Regions from separate parts of the Homo sapiens genome. Here regions 1 and 3 are each linked to region 2. Evidence: chromatin contacts called from ENCODE Hi-C or POLR2A ChIA-PET data. All regions are on one chromosome and are shown on one strand. Each heading gives the region's core, a stretch centred on a gene start or an enhancer-like site at or near the end of the contact. The rest is flanking DNA. Distances are from core to core; before and after follow the strand shown.

Evidence for each region. Hi-C counts contacts between places; a loop is a spot of excess contacts on that map. ChIA-PET counts read pairs that join two places held with the same protein, here RNA polymerase II (POLR2A). Pooled maps may share reads with other maps.
Region 1: a loop to region 2 is called in a pooled map, with 24 times the contacts of the local background. The contact joins the promoter of POLE3 here to the promoter of TXN in region 2. A Hi-C loop is called at or near these places in 3 of 37 single-sample maps with no recorded cell type and 8 of 50 pooled maps. POLR2A ChIA-PET finds 5 or more read pairs at or near these places in 1 of 52 experiments (activated T-cell).
Region 3: a map with no recorded cell type shows a loop between it and region 2 (8-fold over the local background). The contact joins the enhancer-like site here to the promoter of TXN in region 2. A Hi-C loop is called at or near these places in 1 of 37 single-sample maps with no recorded cell type and 5 of 50 pooled maps. POLR2A ChIA-PET finds 5 or more read pairs at or near these places in 1 of 52 experiments (GM10248).

What each region holds. Positions count from the first base shown.
Region 1 is chr9:113,409,360-113,412,090 of GRCh38, forward strand. POLE3 (DNA polymerase epsilon 3, accessory subunit) reads right to left here and starts at 1,316. Exons shown (of 5, transcript NM_017443.5): 1 at 1,258-1,316; 2 at 869-1,049; 3 at 696-781; 4 at 251-369. The coding sequence starts at 934. It overlaps C9orf43 (chromosome 9 open reading frame 43), which reads left to right and starts at 1,388. Exons shown (of 14, transcript NM_001278629.2): 1 at 1,388-1,642. RefSeq lists enhancers at 114-1,313, 216-1,115, 688-967, 1,208-1,397, 2,016-2,731.
Region 2 is chr9:110,255,147-110,257,846 of GRCh38, forward strand. It overlaps TXN (thioredoxin), which reads right to left and starts at 1,361. Exons shown (of 5, transcript NM_003329.4): 1 at 1,266-1,361. The coding sequence starts at 1,289. RefSeq lists enhancers at 553-882, 1,625-2,700, 1,753-1,952, 1,993-2,042 and silencers at 953-1,202, 1,373-1,612.
Region 3 is chr9:113,516,003-113,518,702 of GRCh38, forward strand. It overlaps RGS3 (regulator of G protein signaling 3), which reads left to right. Exons shown (of 23, transcript NM_001394167.1): 14 at 1,539-1,622. Among named protein-coding and RNA genes, the nearest start is that of RGS3, 54 kb to the left of the region's middle. RefSeq lists enhancers at 1,233-1,482, 1,643-1,772, 2,174-2,463. Within about 2 kb of position 1,274, at least 10 of the 41 ENCODE cell types and tissues checked have a DNase peak (open chromatin) inside an H3K27ac peak, as active enhancers do.

The sequences.
Region 1 (2,731 bases), core at 66-2,565, 3.2 Mb after region 2:
AAAAAAAAAAAAAAAAAAACAAAAACAAGAAAAGCAAGACAAAAACAAAAACGGAGGCAGAGAAGGAAAAATAACTTGCTCAGCATTACAAAACAGATCTGAGGTGGTGCCCACCGAACTGGGTCGAGTCACATCAAGTGCTGGCTTACTGGACTTAAAGGGACCCGCGCTGAGAAGGCTCAGGGCCTGGTGAACAGGTCACACAGGATGACCATCTTCTATGTGGTTTAGAAGACAAGAGGCTCGTTACCTTCCAGAGCTTCTTTCAATGGGGTAACGAACCGCTGGAACTCCATCTCTTCCATGGCTGAGAGCACATCACTGGCATTCAGCGTCTTCCGCTTTCCTTTCATTGCAAAGTTGTTAGCACTGAGAGAAGAGAAAGGCTGTCAGACTCCCTCTTGTTTGTAAGGCGTGAGTGGGAAAAGGAGCACCCAGAGGTGGAACGGGAAAGCCTGCCTCTTACATGTATGGATTTTGGTGTGACAGGGATAAGTCCTTCCCTTCTCTGCACAAAAAAGCTAAAGCAAAGTGATTTTGTTGTGTTATTTTGCTTCAGAACTTGTAAAAACTGGCAGAGGACTGTGAACATGTCCCCACCGAGGGAGAACACAATCGTTGGGGTTTGTAGGCTCCCAGCCAGCAACTCCCAGCCAGGTATCCCCGCGCCTCCCTTATGCCTCTGTCCCGCTCACCAGGATGTGGCGTACAGCACGAAGACGCTGGCGGCGCGGGAGATGGCGCTCCGGGCCTCCTTGGAGATGTTGACACCGTCCGGGAGCTGCGAGGAGACCGGGGGTGAGCAAAGCTGCCGTTCCAGCACCTGCTTCCCTCCTGCCCGTTCGTCCGCCCCCCCCGAGCTGCTCACCGCCTCCTTGATGATCCTGGTGATCACGGCATTGGGCAGGTTTAGGTCCTCGGGCCTCTCCGCCATTGCCGCCGCTGGGGCTTAAACTCCCCTTCGCCTCCGCTTCAGGGAGCTACTGCGTCCGGACTTCCCGCGTCGCTACGGTCTGACCCTGCGAGGTTTCCGTTCCGCCCCACGTGGCCTACAGTGTCCCACAGTGCTCTGAGCGCCATAGCCTCCCTCCTCCCCCCACAGCCCCGCCTCCGCCTCAAATACCGGCGCATCCGGATTTTGAAGCCGCAGTGGTTTTGGCCCGCCAAGGCTTCCATCCAACCCTACCGCACCCCGCACGCCCCTCCCCAGGTCCATTTCTCTGCTTCTCGCCATCGCCGCGTCGGGAACCTTCTCACCAACTTATTTGGCTCAATGGAGCTTCCGTCCGTTTCCCATGGTGCCCTGCGCCGCTGCTGGGTGACGGCGCGGCCGGGCGCAGCGCGTGGGAGACGAAGGCGTGGCTGACTCGGCGGGGCGGATCCCTTTAGGACCCGAGGCAGGCTCTGGGCCCGCCGGGTCCGTTAATCTCACCGCGCCGCAAGGGGCCACGTTTTACCACTTGATTTAGCAACCCTAAGCGGTTTGGAATCTGCTTTGCTCTCACAGGACCTCAGCCCGTCGTGATCAGATTCTCCCACTTTCTTTTTTCTTTCCTGGAATGGAGTGGGCAGTCTTTTTCCATCTCTACCGAAGTTGATGTTCATTTTTAATCTTTTCGCCCCTCACGCTTTTGTAATAATGGTACTAAGACTGAGTGTTATTTAGATTTTATTGTTGTTGTTTGTGTTTAACGCGAACTATTTAGGCAGCCCAGGGATAATGCTGGCCATATAGAGATGCGCCTGATTAGGTCTCAGGAGTCAATTCGGACTGGGCAGGTAACGAAAGGGCGAGAAGCAGCCTTTTCACTGTATGAAGAATGCAACGTCACATTCGCTTTCAAAAACAAACCGTGTTAAAATTGTATTTATTTTTCAGTTAAATTGTTCATCATACATTTTTTCCAGTTAAAACCATTCTCAAGGTTTTGCAATGGCGTTTCTTTTTTTTTTTTTTTGAGACAGTCTCACTCTGTCGCCCAGGTTGGAGTGCAGTGGCGCCGATTTCGGCTCACTGCAAGCTCCGCCTCCCGGGTTCACGCCATTCTCCTACCTCAGCCTCCTTAGTAGCTGGGACTACAGACGCCCGCCACCACGCCCGGCTAATTTTTTTGTATTTTTAGTAGAGACAGGGTTTCACCGTGTTAGCCAAGATGGTCTCGATCTCCTGACCTCGTGATCCGCCCGCCTCGGTCTCCCAAAGTGCAGGGATTACAGGCGCCAGTCACCGCGCCCGGCGCAATGGTGTTTTAAGTTGTTTTTAAGTTATTTTTATATTAAGTTCGTAGAAATTCTCACTCCCACTGATTTTATTTATTTTTTAATTTTTAAAATTTCTTGACAGGGTCTCACTCCGTCCCCCAGGCTGGAGTGCAGCGGCACGGTCTCGGCTCACTGTAGCCTCGACCTCCCTGGCTCAGGTGGTCCTCCCACCTCAGCCCCAAATAGCTGGGGCTACAGGTGCGTTCCATCACACCCAGCTAATTTTTTGTATTTTTCGTAGAGACAGGGTTTCACCATGTTGCCCAGGCTGGTCTCGAACTCCAGGGCTCAAGTGATTCTCCCTCGGCCTTGCAAAGTGCTGAGATTACAGGCATGAGCCACGGCGCCCAGCCTCCCACTGAGAATTAATGCTGCTTTTTTTTCCCGTCAAGCATGCAGTCCCAAGTCGCCCTGTAGTTTTCCTGCTTTCGATAGAAGCCTGATTATAGAGAAATATTTTAAAACAAAA
Region 2 (2,700 bases), core at 111-2,610:
TTTCCGAAGCCCACCCGGCACCAAACAGGTCAGGGCACCCGAGGCGGGCGAGGACCCGCCCTCCTCTGCTTCCCGCAGGTAGGGAGGGGTAATCGCAGGGTAGGCGCTGGCGAGGGGTCTTCTACCGTTCGAGCAGTATCAATTTCCTCCACTCACTTTTCTGACGCTGCATTTAACAAATATTTCTGGAGTGGCTACATTGGACTAGACACTGCGCGTTAGGCTCTGGGTTTCCCAGTCTACAAGGTTTTAGGCTTGCAATAACTTTCAAACATGGGAAGGCTGTTTCGCCTTGGGCATTTTTAAGAGGACAAAACAACGATCGGGATACCGATAGGTCGGCGAGCAGGCAGCAGGGCGCGGCTGCTCCCAGGAGGAACCCTGGCTCCAGCAAAACCCACCGACTGAGGGTGAATCATGGACGGGCAGGGCAGCCGAGGCCCCCGGGCCCAACCTTGGGGACTCAGTCATTCCAAAGCCACTGCTGCCGGAAACGCGCCCTGCGCCACAGGAGTCCCGTGGGCGCGGCCCGGACCTCACTTCCTCGCGGTCACCTGGGGCCCTCGGGCCTCCTGGACAGACCTGCACGTGCCAGGGGGTCTCCAGCCGCAATCCGCCCCCTTAGTGCGGATACAGCACGCGTCACCTTTGGGGTCGGGCATGGGTGGAGGCAGGCGGGGGTCTCCGGCCTAGACCCGCTCCCAAAGGGAGATCACTACCCCCGCTGCGGGTGGATCACTTCACATACGGAAAGGCAGCGGCGGCCACCGACCCGTGCCTTCTGCAAGGGCCCTCCCTATCCTTGCCTGGGGCCTGAATCTGGATACAGATGGGGGGCCAAGGGCGGACCCCTTCCATTCCCTCATCTTCCTCCAGTCGGGGCTGCCCGGACGGGAGGGTGCAGGAGGCGCAGCGTGGGGACTCCTCACGCTGTCTGCGCTCTCACATCCCCCGGACGCTCCCCGCGTGCGTGCAATCCCCCGAGGAACAGGGTGCGAGAAACGCTGGGCACCGCCACTCCGCCCTCCAGGGGACCCTCGTCCTTCTCCTCCCTTCCTCCAGGGCAGGCTCCACCGCCTCGGGCGCGCCCAGGCCGCTGCTTCCCGCAGTCCCAGGCCGAGACGCCGCGTCCCTTTCCCCTGGCGATGCGGAGGGGCGGCCTCCGCACCTCCCGCCACCGCCTTCCCCACCTCCCGCCACCGCCTTCCCCAGTTACAGAGGCCGCGCGCGGCGCCGGCACCCTGGCCTTCCCCGGTAGCGCGTACCTTGCTCTCGATCTGCTTCACCATCTTGGCTGCTGGAGTCTGACGAGCGGCTGTAAGGACCGATGGAAATGGATCCAAAGCACCAAACAGAGCTTCAAGACTCGCTGCTTGCTCTCTCCCTTTATAAACTGGCACGCCCGGCGTGCGTGTGGCGGGGGCGCGCGCGCCCGGCCGGACCTCCGCGCCCGTCGCTGCGCCCCGGCCACGCCCCGCCCCTGGAGCCTGCGAGCCGGGATCGGGGCGGGGCTGGCGCAAGCGTGGGGCGGAGCTCCAGGGCTTCGGCTCCTGTAACCCCAAGCCCAGCTCGCACTCCAGCTGGAAGTGGGGATCAGCACTGCGCGTGACGGTGGGAGGCGGGGAGACGGACAGTCACCCCCAGAGACACAAGGTCCCTCCCGGGTCACCTGGGGATGCGTCCGCCGGGCCTGAATCGAACACGCCCACGCTCGAGATGGGGACCGCCCAGGCAGGGCTGGATTCCTCGAAAAGGGCCGCCACGCCCCGGCCCCCCCAGCCACGTGAACCCCACAAAGTGCTGAGTAACGGTGACCGGGAAGTATCTCGGTGTGTACGTCCTTGCCTCCTCTCCGGAATTTACCGTGACCGTTCTCTTCTCTGTAACCTCCTTCTGTTCTTTCATTTTCACTGCTGAGCCCGCTGCTCCAGCTTGACACAGCGGTTTAGTGCGGTAGAAACGACCGGGGGACTGGTTGGGCTCTTGACCATCAGACAGCTGCGTGTGAGATGGAAGTGCCACTGGGTTGAGCTCTGCAACTTAGTTACGCAGTTGTGACCCTGGAAAGGTCCTGACCTCCTGAAGTCTCAGTGTTTCCTTCTGTAGAACGGGAATCATGATGGTCTCAATCTCACGGTGGTGGTATTTTGAGGGTTAATAGTGCTTGCAAAGGACGGTGCTTGGCACATAGTAAACACTCCATAGATAGTTCTTACTGTTCGGTGTCTTGCAGGGACTGATTGGGCCTGGCCACCTTATACAGCATTTACAATGGCACAGCACGCACACTTGTGTGAGATTCTTCTAACAGAGGCAGACTCCTGGAACAGAAGTCGGAGTTTGCATTGATCCAGGAATGCCTGTTGCAGGTTATGTCTGGCAGGGCTGGGGATTGTGGAAGGTGGGTATGTTAGCTGGCCTTGTGGAGCCAGGAGGGCCTGTCAGCGGCTGGAAGTGGAGGTTGAAAAGCTGCTCACAGGAACGAGAGCTAGAAGGCTGGGAGGGAGAGTCCCAGGTCTGTGTTTTCAGAGCTGAGCTGTTCCCGATGAAGCTGCAACTAGGTGTGATTGCCTAGGGGTGGTGATACTGCTGCCTGGCTGCCCCCTGAAATCCCTGGCTTCCTTCTTTCACTCTTTCAGACAGAGGAAGGGAGGAAACCAGAGGTTTTGAATCTATTGTGCAAAGTTTCTAGGGGGCTGA
Region 3 (2,700 bases), core at 24-2,523, 3.3 Mb after region 2:
GGAAATGACTGGGTCATGGGTCATAAACATTTTAAAGGCTCTTTACACATATTGACAAATTGCTTTGCAGGAAGATTCTAATGGTTTATCGTCTTATCAGCAGCATAGACATGACTTGGCCCCACGGGCTTCATTTCTGCCTGTGCCTCTCTGGTCTCCCTGGCATCCCAGTCTGAGCCTGTCACTGTCCAGTAGGCACACTTTGTTAGGATGCAACACATCTCTGGGAGCTCACACGCCTCCCCTTAGACAGCTCTGTCAGCAGGGCCTGGCCTTAGCCTTTCTGTGGGTCTCTTCTCTTTCTTAGCATGTGACACAAAGTTCTTGGCATCTACAATGTCTAATTTTCTTTCTTTTTCTTTTTTTTTTTTTGAGATGGAGTTTCACTCTTTTTGCCCAGGCCGGAGTGCAAGGGTGCGATCTCGGCTCACTGCAACCTCCACCTCCCAGGTTCAAGCAATTCTCCTGCCTTAGCCTCCCAAGTAGCTGGGATTACAGGTGCCCACGACCATGCCTGGCTAGTTTTTTGTATTTTTAGTAGAGACGGGGTTTTACCATGTTGGCCAGGCTGGTCTCGAACTCCTGACCTCAGGTGATCCACCCGCCTCGGCCTTCCAAAGTGCTGGGATTACAGGCATGAGCCACCACATGCGGCCTGTGTCTAATTTTCATGTTCATTTTAATATTTGTATAAGAAACTACTTCTATTTAAGAGACAGTCTCTCGCTGTGTCCCCCAGGCTGGAGTGCAGTGGTATGATCACAGCTCACTGTAACCTCAAGCTCCTGGCCTCAAATGATCCTTCCACCTCAGCCTCCCAAGTAGCTGGGATTTCAGGTCCAGCTTGCTATTTGTTTCATGATCTTTCTTTAAGCACCTTGCTTGATGTCATGTACTTAGAAGCCATATTAGAAATATACAGTCATAAGGACAAGTCCTGCTGGGTAATCCAGAGCTTAGGGAGCTTCCTCTGGGCTGGGCTGGGCAAGGTGAGGGAGTAGGGTGAGAGGTTTGGGTGATAATTGACCCTTGGGGGATTGCCTGAGAAGGAGACAGTTCAAGTGTGCTATGAGTGCAGAGCAGGGACTGGCCTGGCTTTGAAGGGACTCAAGTGACCAAATCTCTTGGCATGTGGCTCTCAGGATGCCTCTTGGTCCTGTGAGGCATGAACAGGATAGATGGGGGATGGCGGGGGCTGGGAGGGCCCAGGAGCCCAGTGCAGTGGGGGGTGAGAGCTGGGGCTGAGGACTGCAGAGGGCCTAAGCCTGTGGTTAGACTTCCTGTCAATGAGTGTAGCTCTCACGGTGAGGGTTGATGGGGAAGGTGGCAGCAACAGTTCCACAGGACAGCAGCGTCTCTCTTTCTGTTTCCATCTTATGTATGAGGGGGTGTGTGGGTTCTCGGGTCGGTGGCGGGCTGACAGTCTTCTCTGGGTCAGAGGGTTCTCTGTGGCTGGCTTTGACAAGCTGCTGCTTCCTCCCCCCGGGTCCTCACCCAGCCTCTTTTTGAACTGCCCACTCAGCCTGCTTTATTTCCAGCCTCTAGATCTCTGTAATCCTGCCCGGACCCTCCTGCTGTCAGAGGAGCTGCTGCTGTATGAAGGGAGGAACAAGGCTGCCGAGGTAAGACTTTCACCTGCATTTTTTAGGGGGCTTTCTGGGTGGGCTTCATTGGCATTCTCCAGGCCCCTCACTTTGGTCTCTTCCTGAGTATCTTAGAATTGTACATTCTCAGGGTAGGGGAGACCTGAGAAGGACCCCGCCACTCTCCCTAGCAAAGGCTACCCAGCTTTTTCTTGTACATCTCCTTTCAAAAGCTGTCGAATCCTTCTTTGATGGTTAGAAAGTTTCCCCAGCCCCTAAAGACACCCCATTGTTTATCCCACCTTCCTCTCAGGAGCAGAAGAGATGGCAATTTACCCTGGCTGTGGGGAGTGACTTTGGTGGCAGGAAGAGTAAAGCTATTAGCCAAAGTGAATTTTTAGACCAGCATCAGTTTACCTGAGTTTTCTGGGCCTGTTTTAACCCAAATCCCATGTCCTCTTCTGAGAGACGAGTCTATGATTTCGCCTGGGTTGTAGCTCTGCCTGTGGGGTGCTGACATGGGACCTGTGTCACCCTTCCTGGGAGCTGGCCTGGGATGCTTTTCTCTAATTGGGAGAACTTCATTCATCTACACAACCCCAGAGCTGGTCAGTTCAGTCTCTGAGCTTAAACTACTTGGGTACAGAAGTTGGAGCCCTGGGCTCTGCCCTGGCTACCTGGGGCCATGGGGTGAGGGTAGCAGGCTCTTTGCAGATCAGGCCCCAATGTAGAGCTGCCTTGGCTGAGTCGAGTGGCAGCTTGGGGTAGTGGAAAGATCAGGAAACTTGGAGACAGGAAGTTTGTATCGAGACCCAGGTCTGCTGCTGGCTCACATGTGATTTCTTCCTTCTTCCTCAGTCTTTCCATCTGAGCAGTAGGTATGTGTGTATTTGAGGCAGTAAGGGCAGGGTCAGAGGTTGGTCTGTAAGGACGCTTTAAACCTCAGCCTTCTGGGACACTATGTGTGACTGTGGCTGAAGCAGGAGGTTGGTTTGTTTTTTAAGTAAGCAGACTGGACTGGAACTCATCTATTCCAAATGTACATTATCTTTTTCAAGGGAGTGCCCTGGGGGACTGCATGCTCCCTTCCACCGCTCGCTGTTGCCTACTGTATTTC